2 separate regions of the Homo sapiens genome follow, and region 1 is linked to region 2. Evidence: read pairs that join two places in POLR2A ChIA-PET (ENCODE). Cell type or tissue: A673. All regions are shown on one strand. Links, peaks and the distances in the headings refer to the core of each region. The heading gives the core; the rest is flanking DNA.

What was found. Peaks named below come from ENCODE experiments on the same cell type or tissue, not always from the same donor. Only the 100,000 strongest peaks of a DNase experiment are listed, where the experiment ranks them.
Region 1: POLR2A ChIA-PET joins it to region 2 with 5 read pairs; 2 of 35 experiments call an interaction of 5 or more read pairs at or near these places.

Annotation. Positions count from the first base shown.
Region 1 is chr2:220,552,318-220,556,721 of GRCh38, reverse strand. No RefSeq gene overlaps it. Among named protein-coding and RNA genes, the nearest start is that of MIR4268, 650 kb to the right of the region's middle. In A673, for the core only: no CTCF peak of the experiment used is centred there; no DNase peak of the experiment used is centred there.
Region 2 is chr2:222,144,817-222,149,220 of GRCh38, reverse strand. No RefSeq gene overlaps it. Among named protein-coding and RNA genes, the nearest start is that of CCDC140, 150 kb to the left of the region's middle. In A673, for the core only: no CTCF peak of the experiment used is centred there; a DNase peak (open chromatin) is centred at 2,560.

The DNA of each region.
Region 1 (4,404 bases), core at 215-4,214, 1.6 Mb after region 2:
GAGGTTGGTGCCTAGTCTTCTCTCACCCACCTTACTGTTTCCCAAAATACTAAAAGGGCCATTATAATTCTTTTAATTTTTCTAACCAAGTGTATTTGATCATTGCTAAGTCAGCCCTTAAAGAAAATTGGAATAGTCCTTTCTCATGACCAGGACACAGATCTACACTAAGCAAGAATGAGAGTGGATGCATCTTTAGATAGTGGCACGACTGACTGAAAAACAATCTGAGTGTTGGTAGAACATGTTGTTCTTATGGTAGGGAAGATTCCATGTGAAGTATCCTCATTCCAGTCCTAACTACACACACATAATAAAGCAGGAAGTAGAGATAATTATTGACTTAATCTGTGGCATAAATTTGTTTGCATGAACTATTTAGATATGTTAGGGAAAGGTGAATCTGTGTTAAGAAAGAAGTGGTATATTTCTTCAGTGTTACTCAGCAAATCCTGATTTTGTTCCTTTCATTTTTTTTTTTTTTTTTCATTTTTTAGTTAGTCTTTTTGTTTGAGACAGAGTCTCACTCTGTCACCCAGGATGGAGTACAGTGACTCATAGCTTACTACAACCTCAACCTCTCAGGCTCAAGTGATCCTCCCACCTCAGACTCTGAGTAGCTGGGACTACATGCATGCAACACCATGCCCAGCTAATTATTATTATTATTATTATTATTATTATTATTATTATTATTATGATTTCTTGTAGGGATGGGGGTCTCGCTATGTTGCCCAGGCTGGTCTCGAACTCCTGGCCTCATGCAGTCCTCCTTCCTCAGCCTCCCAAGGTGTTGGGATTATAGGTGTGAGCCACCATGCCTGGCTATTTAGTAATTTTTACTAGACTTTGTTTTTAGAGCAGTTTTAAATTTACAGAAAAATTGAGGAGATGGTTCCCAGAGTTCCCATGTTTCCATCCCCACCCCACACACAGTTGCACCTATTATTAACATCATACCTTAGTATAGTACATTTATTGCAATTAATGTACCTCTATTGATACATTATTATCAACTAAAGTCCATGCTTTATTCAGATTTCCTTCGTTTTTACCTAATGTCTTTTTCTATTCCAGGATCTCATCCAGGTAGCATATTGCATTTAGTCATCGTATCTACTTAGGCTCCTGTTGGCTATGACATTTTCTCAGACTTGTCCTTGTTTTTGATGACCTTGACTGGTTTGTACTAGCCAGGAATATTATAGGATGTCCCTAATATAGAATTTGTCTGATTTTTTTCTCATGATTAGACTGGGTTATGAGTTTTGAGGGCAAGAGCATAGAGGAAAAGCTTTGTTTTCATCATATCATGGCAAGGGTGCATGCTATCAACATGGCTTATTGCTGTTAATGTTAACCACAATCACTGGGCTGAAGCTGTAGTCATCAGGTTTCTGTATATAACTCTAGAGTTATTTTCTCCCTCCCTTTCCATACTCTACTATTTGGAAGGAGGTCTCAATACATAGCCCATAACTAAAGAGTAGAGAATTATGCCACTCTAATCCTTTAGGTTGGAATAGCTATATAAATTCTTGTGCTAAGGGGATTTGTCTCTCCTCCCTGACTTATTAATTTATTAAATTATCTATTTATTACTAGTATTTATTGATACTCTTTAGTACAGATTCATGGATATTTATTTTATACTTTGAGTTATAATTCAATAAATTGTTTTGATCTAATTATTTCAGCTTCTGGTCATTGGGAGCTCTTCTAAAAAATTCTTCTTCCCTTTTGACATATTCCCAATGTGTATGTATGTGTGTGTGCTTGTGTTTTAGGACTTCCTTATTTTATGGCAATAAAAGATGCTCCAGCCTTATCTTGCGTGTTTCTGCCATATCCTAGAATCATCCATTTCTCCCAGGAACCCTGGTGTTCTTTATTAGAGAATAGTATTTGAAACCAACATCTGGGTATTAGATGTGTTCACTGATGGTGGGCTATCCTTTCTTTATGCCCTCTTAGCTAACAGACCAAAGAAATATATATGTGTGGCCAGGCGTGGTGGCTCACGCCTGTAATCCCAGCACTTTGGGAGGCTGAGGCGGGTGGATCACCTGAGGTTAGGAATTCGAGACCACCCTGGCCAACATGGCGAAACCCTGTCTCTACTAAAAAATACAAAAAATTAGCTGGGTATGGTGGCAGGTGCCTGTAATCTAAGCTACTCAGGAGTCTGAGGCAGGAGAATTGCTTGAACTCAGGAGGCGGAGGTTGCAGTGAGCCGAGATTGCGCTATTGCACTCCAGCCTGGGAGACAGAGCAAGACTCCGTCTCAAAAAAAAATAATAATAAAAGAAGTATATGTGTGCATATTAATCTGTGCATATATAGACATATCAATAAATATTTCTGTATATAACCGTCTGTAACTATATGAGACATTTGCTTCTCCTACATTCTTATACATGAAGAAAGTGACATGCATAATCCTTTTATCTCAACACTAAGCTCAAACACCCTTAAAAATCATGTTTAGAAAATTTCCTGTTTCAGGCACTGATTTGACAATCCTTACCCTTGAGCAGCTTCCAGTCTAGTGGGGAAGATACAATTATATGCACATAACTTCATTAAAATGCAGCAATTTGATAATCTATAGGGAAATATATAAATTATTGAAAAAGTACACAGGATGGTCACTGATATAAATCTGAGCGGTTAGGAGAAAGTGTGTCTATCAAATATTTCTGAAAGATAAATAAAAATGTATTATAAGAAAATTGGAAACTATGTTTGTGACAGAAGAAACAGCATATAGAAGTCATGAAAGTGGGACTGAGCAGGAAACTGCAGACAATTTTGTCTTTTTTATAAAATATATTTTAAGATAGGGAGTGCAGTGAGGCTGGAGAGATAACCAGAAGCCAGATCTAAGGGAAGATGTACATGTGTATATGTGCCTAGGAGACTGGAATTTATTCTATATGTACATGCAGATGATTGAAGCATTTAAGGCAAGACTAAGTCTGCACAATCCCAAGACAAGGAGACGAGATTTTCAGTTTCCTCAGTAGGAAAGAATTAGAACATAATGGAGACAACAAAGCTAAAAATTATACACTGTCCCCTTCCAACTAGTTGCTCGTATCCTGGTGCTCATGCTGTGGGGATGACGGGATTGATGCTGATGGATGACAACAATTATTTATTGAGCACTTACTATGTGACAAGCACTAATTCGTTTGACTCCAGGAGATAGGCATTATGATTATCGTCATTTAGCAGACGAAGAACTGAGACTCAGAAGTTAAATAACATGCATGGAGCCCCACAGCTGGGAAGTGGCTGGTCAGACTTGAGCCCATATCTCTCTGACTCTTCATCATTGCTCATTTTAGCCAGCACTTGCTATCAGGAACTCTTGGGCTCCAAGTACCCAAGCTAATCATAACAAATTCCTTCCTAAAGCAAACAGGCCTTAGCAAATTCCAAGGATATTTAACATTTATTATTTCCAAGAAAAAAAAATCTGTTGATGGAGGCCTAGTGGTTGTGTCTAGATTGAAGAACAATGGCTTTTGGAGAGCGATAAACAAGATGAAGACAGGAGTCTCTTCCCCCTGGAAGAGGCTCCCCCTGACCAAATGTCTCTGTAAAATGTTTGAGTTAAACCATTTCCTTCTTTCATAATGAGGAGAAATGGACAGATAAATCAGTGAGGAGTCTGTAACCCAGTCCTCAGAGGTGATGTGTCAGCCCGGTCTCTCCCTCCCCTACTGGCTGAGATTTATGATAGGCAAGCAGATCCGATCATTCATCATGTGTCCCTTCAGTGAATTCTGGGTAAGGAGCAAAGTATCCAGGGTTCAGAACTACAGTTCTGGTCTGCACAGTCGTAGGGACAAACCAAGGAAAGATCCAGCAGAAGGGTGGAAAATCCCATCAACCTCCTCAATCCTCAGCAGCAGTCAAATCAAATCTTCACAAGGTACTTGCTATTTTGGCTTTTATTTTTACATGGAGGCATGTGGCATCCTGCAGACCCACTCAAAAAGACAGGCATCACTCTCCTCACCAGTGAACTGGGTTATTTGGTGAATTCATGAGGACTGGGTTTGAGCTCAATCACTCTGAACAGCCATAACCAGAAGGAAGAATATAAAACACTTTCAGCATGCAGACTATAAACCTAGGCGCAAGGAATGTATATTCACTAATAAAGCTGGTCTTGGCTGGTTGAGCATGTGCCTCATTTGTGATTAATAAAAAGAAAAATGCAATCCATTTGCCTGGATAGTATGTATAGAGCTCCCTACATAGAAAGAGACTTATGGGTTTCAAACTTGCCTCTCATTCAGTAATATATATTTTAAGCCCTACGACGTTCTTCCTTAGAAAAGAATTTAAGATGGATATAACTTGTCTAATTCCTGTCTAGGCCACCATGATAAA
Region 2 (4,404 bases), core at 118-4,117:
TTTTTATTTTATTTTATTTTTTATTATTATTATACTTTAAGTTCTATGGTACATGTGCACAACGTGCAGGTTTGTTACATATGTATATACATGTCATGTTGGTGTGCTGCACCCATTAACTCTTCATTTACATTAGGTATATCTCCTAATGCTATCCCTCCACCCTCCCCCAACCCCACGACAGGCCCCAGTGTATGATTTCCCCTTCCTGTGTGCAAGTGTTCTCATTGTTCAATTCCCACCTATGAGTGAGAACATGTGGTGTTTGGTTTTCTGTCCTTGTGATAGTTTGCTGAGAATGATGGTTTCCAGCTTCATCCATGACCCTACAAAGGACATGAACTCATCCTTTTTTATGGCTGCATAGTATTCCATGGTGTATATGTGCCACATTTTCTTAATCCAGTCTATCACTGATTGACATTTGGGTTGGTTCCAAGTCTTTGCTATTGTGAATAGTGCCGCAATAAACATACATGTGCATGTGTCTTTATAGCAGCATGATTTATAATTCTTTGGGTATATGCCCAGTAATAGGATGGCTGGGTCAAATGGTATTTCTAGTTCTAGATCCCTGAGGAATCGCCACACTGACTTCCACAATGGTTGAACTAGTTTACAGTCCCACCAACAGTGTCAAAGTGTTCCTATTTCTCCACATCCTCTCCAGCACCTGTTGTTTCCTGACTTTTTAATGATTGCCATTCTAACTGGTGTGAGATGATATCTCATAGTGGTTTTGATTTGCATTTCTCTGATGGCCAGTGATGATGAGCATTTTTTCATGTATTTTTTGGCTGCATAAATGTCTTCTTTTGAGAAGTGTCTGTTCATGTCCTTCGCCCACTTTTTGATGGGGTTGTTTGTTTTTTTCTTGTAAATTTGTTTGAGTTCATTGTAGATTCTGGATATTAGCCCTTTGTCAGATGAGTAGGTTGCGAAAATTTTCTCCCATTTTGTAGGTTGCCTGTTCACTCTGATGGTAGTTTCTTTTGCTGTGCAGAAGCTCTTTAGTTTAATTAGATCCCATTTGTCAATTTTGGCTTTGGTTGCCATTGCTTTTGGTGTTTTGGACATGAAGTCCTTGCCCACGCCTATGTCCTGAATGGTAATGCCTAGGTTTTCTTCTAGGGTTTTTATGGTTTTAGGTCTAACGTTTAAATCTTTAATCCATCTTGAATTGATTTTTCTATAAGGTGTAAGGAAGGGATCCAGTTTCAGCTTTCTACATATGGCTAGCCAGTTTTCCCAGCACCATTTATTAAATAGGGAATCCTTTCCCCATTTCATGTTTTTCTCAGGTTTGTCAAAGATCAGATGGCTGTAGATGTGTGGTATTATTTCCAAGGGCTCTATTCTGTTCCATTGTTCTATATCTCTGTTTTGGTACCAGTACCATGCTGTTTTGGTTACCGTAGGCTTGTAGTATAGCTTGAAGTCAGGTAGCGTGATGCCTCCAGCTTTGTTCTTTTTGCTTAGGATTGTCTTGGCAATGCAGGCTCTTGTTTGGTTCCATATGAACTCTAAAGTAGTTTTTTCCAATTCTGTGAAGAAATGCATTGGTAGCTTGATGGGGATGGCATTGAATCTATAAATTACCTTGGGCAGTATGGCCATTTTCACAATATTGATTCTTCCTATCCATGAGCATGGAATGTTCTTCCATTTGTTTGTATCCTCTTTTATTTCCTTGAGCAGTGGTTTGTAGTTCTCCTTGAAGAGGTCCTTCACATCCCTTGTAAGTTGGATTCCTAGGTATTTTATTCTCTTTGAAGCAATTGTGAATGGGAGTTCACTCATGATTTGGCTCTCTGTTTGTCTGTTATTGGTGTGAAGGAATGCTTGTGATTTTTGCACATTGATTTTATATCCTGAGACTTTGCTGAAGTTGCTTATCAGCTTAAGGAGATTTTGGGCTGAGACAATGGGGTTTTCCAAATATACAATCATGTCATCTGCAAACAGGGACAATTTAACTTCCTCTTTCCCTAATTGAATATCCTTTATTTCTTTATCTTGCCTGTCTAATCTTGTTTTCTAATGCTTGCAATTTATATCTTGTATTACTCTCTAAAAGCAGTATCTTTTCTAAGTTATTGTTGAATTATCACCTTTACTTTGAAGGAACAGGGGAAATTTAAATAGATACAGATATATAGATTTAGATCTGCTAGACAGCATGCAATTGAGAGATACTTATGACAAAAAATGATGGCAAATTTAGAACACGTGCTGTAATAAAAGAAAAACATGCAACTCATTATTAAGTGGAGATACTTTAAAAAGTACTTGATTTTTTAAATTAAGTAAGTTACCTTAGTAACTTAATCAAGGGACAACCAGGGAACCTCTGCTCTTCATGACTACTCTCATCTGATGACAAAGAATGATGCCATTTTCTCTACAAAAGTGCTGGTTTTTTTTTTTTTTTTTTGAAAAGCAAACAATTCAATGGCATCTTGAGGAACTTTGTGCACTTCTGGCTTTCACTTCTTTATTGCAATAGCTCTAAGAGAGGTGGGGTATGAGTTTCAAGTGCGATTATATCTCTGTAATCTTAGCTTGAAATTGTGCCAAAGATTTTTTTGTTTCGTTATTATGCAAGGGATCTCCAAAATGACTTCAAGACAATTTCCACTCCGTTTCAGAAAAATTTTGTAAAGCCCTATTACATGACTTTAAACATTGCTTGAAAAAAAAAATCACAGCTTTGATTTTATGTTCTTGAGGCTTAGGTTTTAAATGTCTTGCTAATCATGATGACTGAACTCTACCATTAAATAATATCTTAAAGTACACCACATGCTTTGGGTGAGGTCATTATTTGTTAAAGTGGACAAAAACCCAAATTTCAGAGAGTTTTGATAATGTTTAATTTGGTTGGTCATCCTTTTGTCAGACCTGATTGTATTGTCGTTGTTTTTACTGATGTAACAATTTTGGACATTCTACTTCTATTTTGTAATAATATAAGCTTGTTTTGGGGAAAAAAGAAGTCTCAGCTCTGCCTCTTAATTTATTTTTTGGTTGGGTCTGAATGAATTTTATTTTTATTTTTGTTTAAATTTTTATTTCAATGGCATTTGGGGGTACAAGGAGCTTTTCGTTACATGGATGAATTATATAGCGGTGAATTCTGAGATTTTAGTGCACCCATCACCTGAGTAGCATACATTATACCTAATATGTAGTTATATATCCCTAGACCCCTCCCAACCTCCCCCTTCTGAGTCTCTAAAGTTCATTATATTACTCTGTATGCCTTTGTGTACTCATAGCTTACCTCCACTTATAAGTGAGAACATATGGTTTTTGGTTTTTGAGTCATAAGTTACTTCACTTAGAATAATGGCCCCCAGCTCCATCCGAGTTGCTGCAAGAGGCATTATTTCCTTCCTTTTAATGGCTGAGTAATATTCCATGGTGTACATATACCACATTTTTGTTATACACTCGTTAATCGATGGGCACTTAGGTTGGTTCCACATCTTTGCAATTGCAAATTATGCTGCTATAAACATACATGTGCAAGTGTCTTCTTCATGTAGTGACTTCTTTTCATTTAGGTAGATACCCAGGAGTGGAATTGCTGGATCACGTGGGGGTTCTATATTTAGCTCTTTAAAATATCTTCATACTGTTTTCTATAGAGGTTGTACTAATTTACATTCCCACCAGCAGAGTAAAAGCGTTCTCTTTTCCCCACATCCACAGCAATATCTATTGTGTTTGATGTTTAATAATGGCCATTTTTTTGCAGGAGTAAGGTGGTATCTCATTGTGGTTTTAATTTGGATTTCCCTGACAATTTTTTTAGAAAAATTGTTAACTTGTACTTTTGTTATTTTTATTATCTTTCATGCATGTTTTCCTTGCCAGACTCTTTTTAAGTCACTAGTCCATTTTGTTACACATTCAGTTAAAACCAGATAATATAAACTCTGATTTGGCTTGAATCTGTGTCCTCACCCAAATCTCATGTTGAATTGTAATCCCAAGTGTTGGAGGAAGGGCATGGTGGGACGTGGTTGGATCATGGGGGCGAGGTTCTCATGGTTAACACCATCCTCCCTTGGTACTGTATAGTGAGTTCTCACAAGACGTGGTTGCTTAAGGCAATGCCTTTATCCATGAGTACAAGTTCCCTGAGGTCTCCCAAGAAGCTGAGCAAATACCAGCATCATGCTTTCTGCAGAGCCTGTGAAACCGTCGGCCAACTAATCCTCTTTTCTTTATAAATTACCCAGTCTCAGCTATTTGTTTATAGCAGTACAAGAAAGGACTAATACAAACTCGACAACTTTTCAGTCTGGCATATGTAAACTGCAGAATTTCCTAATATACTCTGCATGAATGCAGTAAGTAGAGGAGGGCAGGGGCTGCTGTTGAGCCCACTGGTAGGAG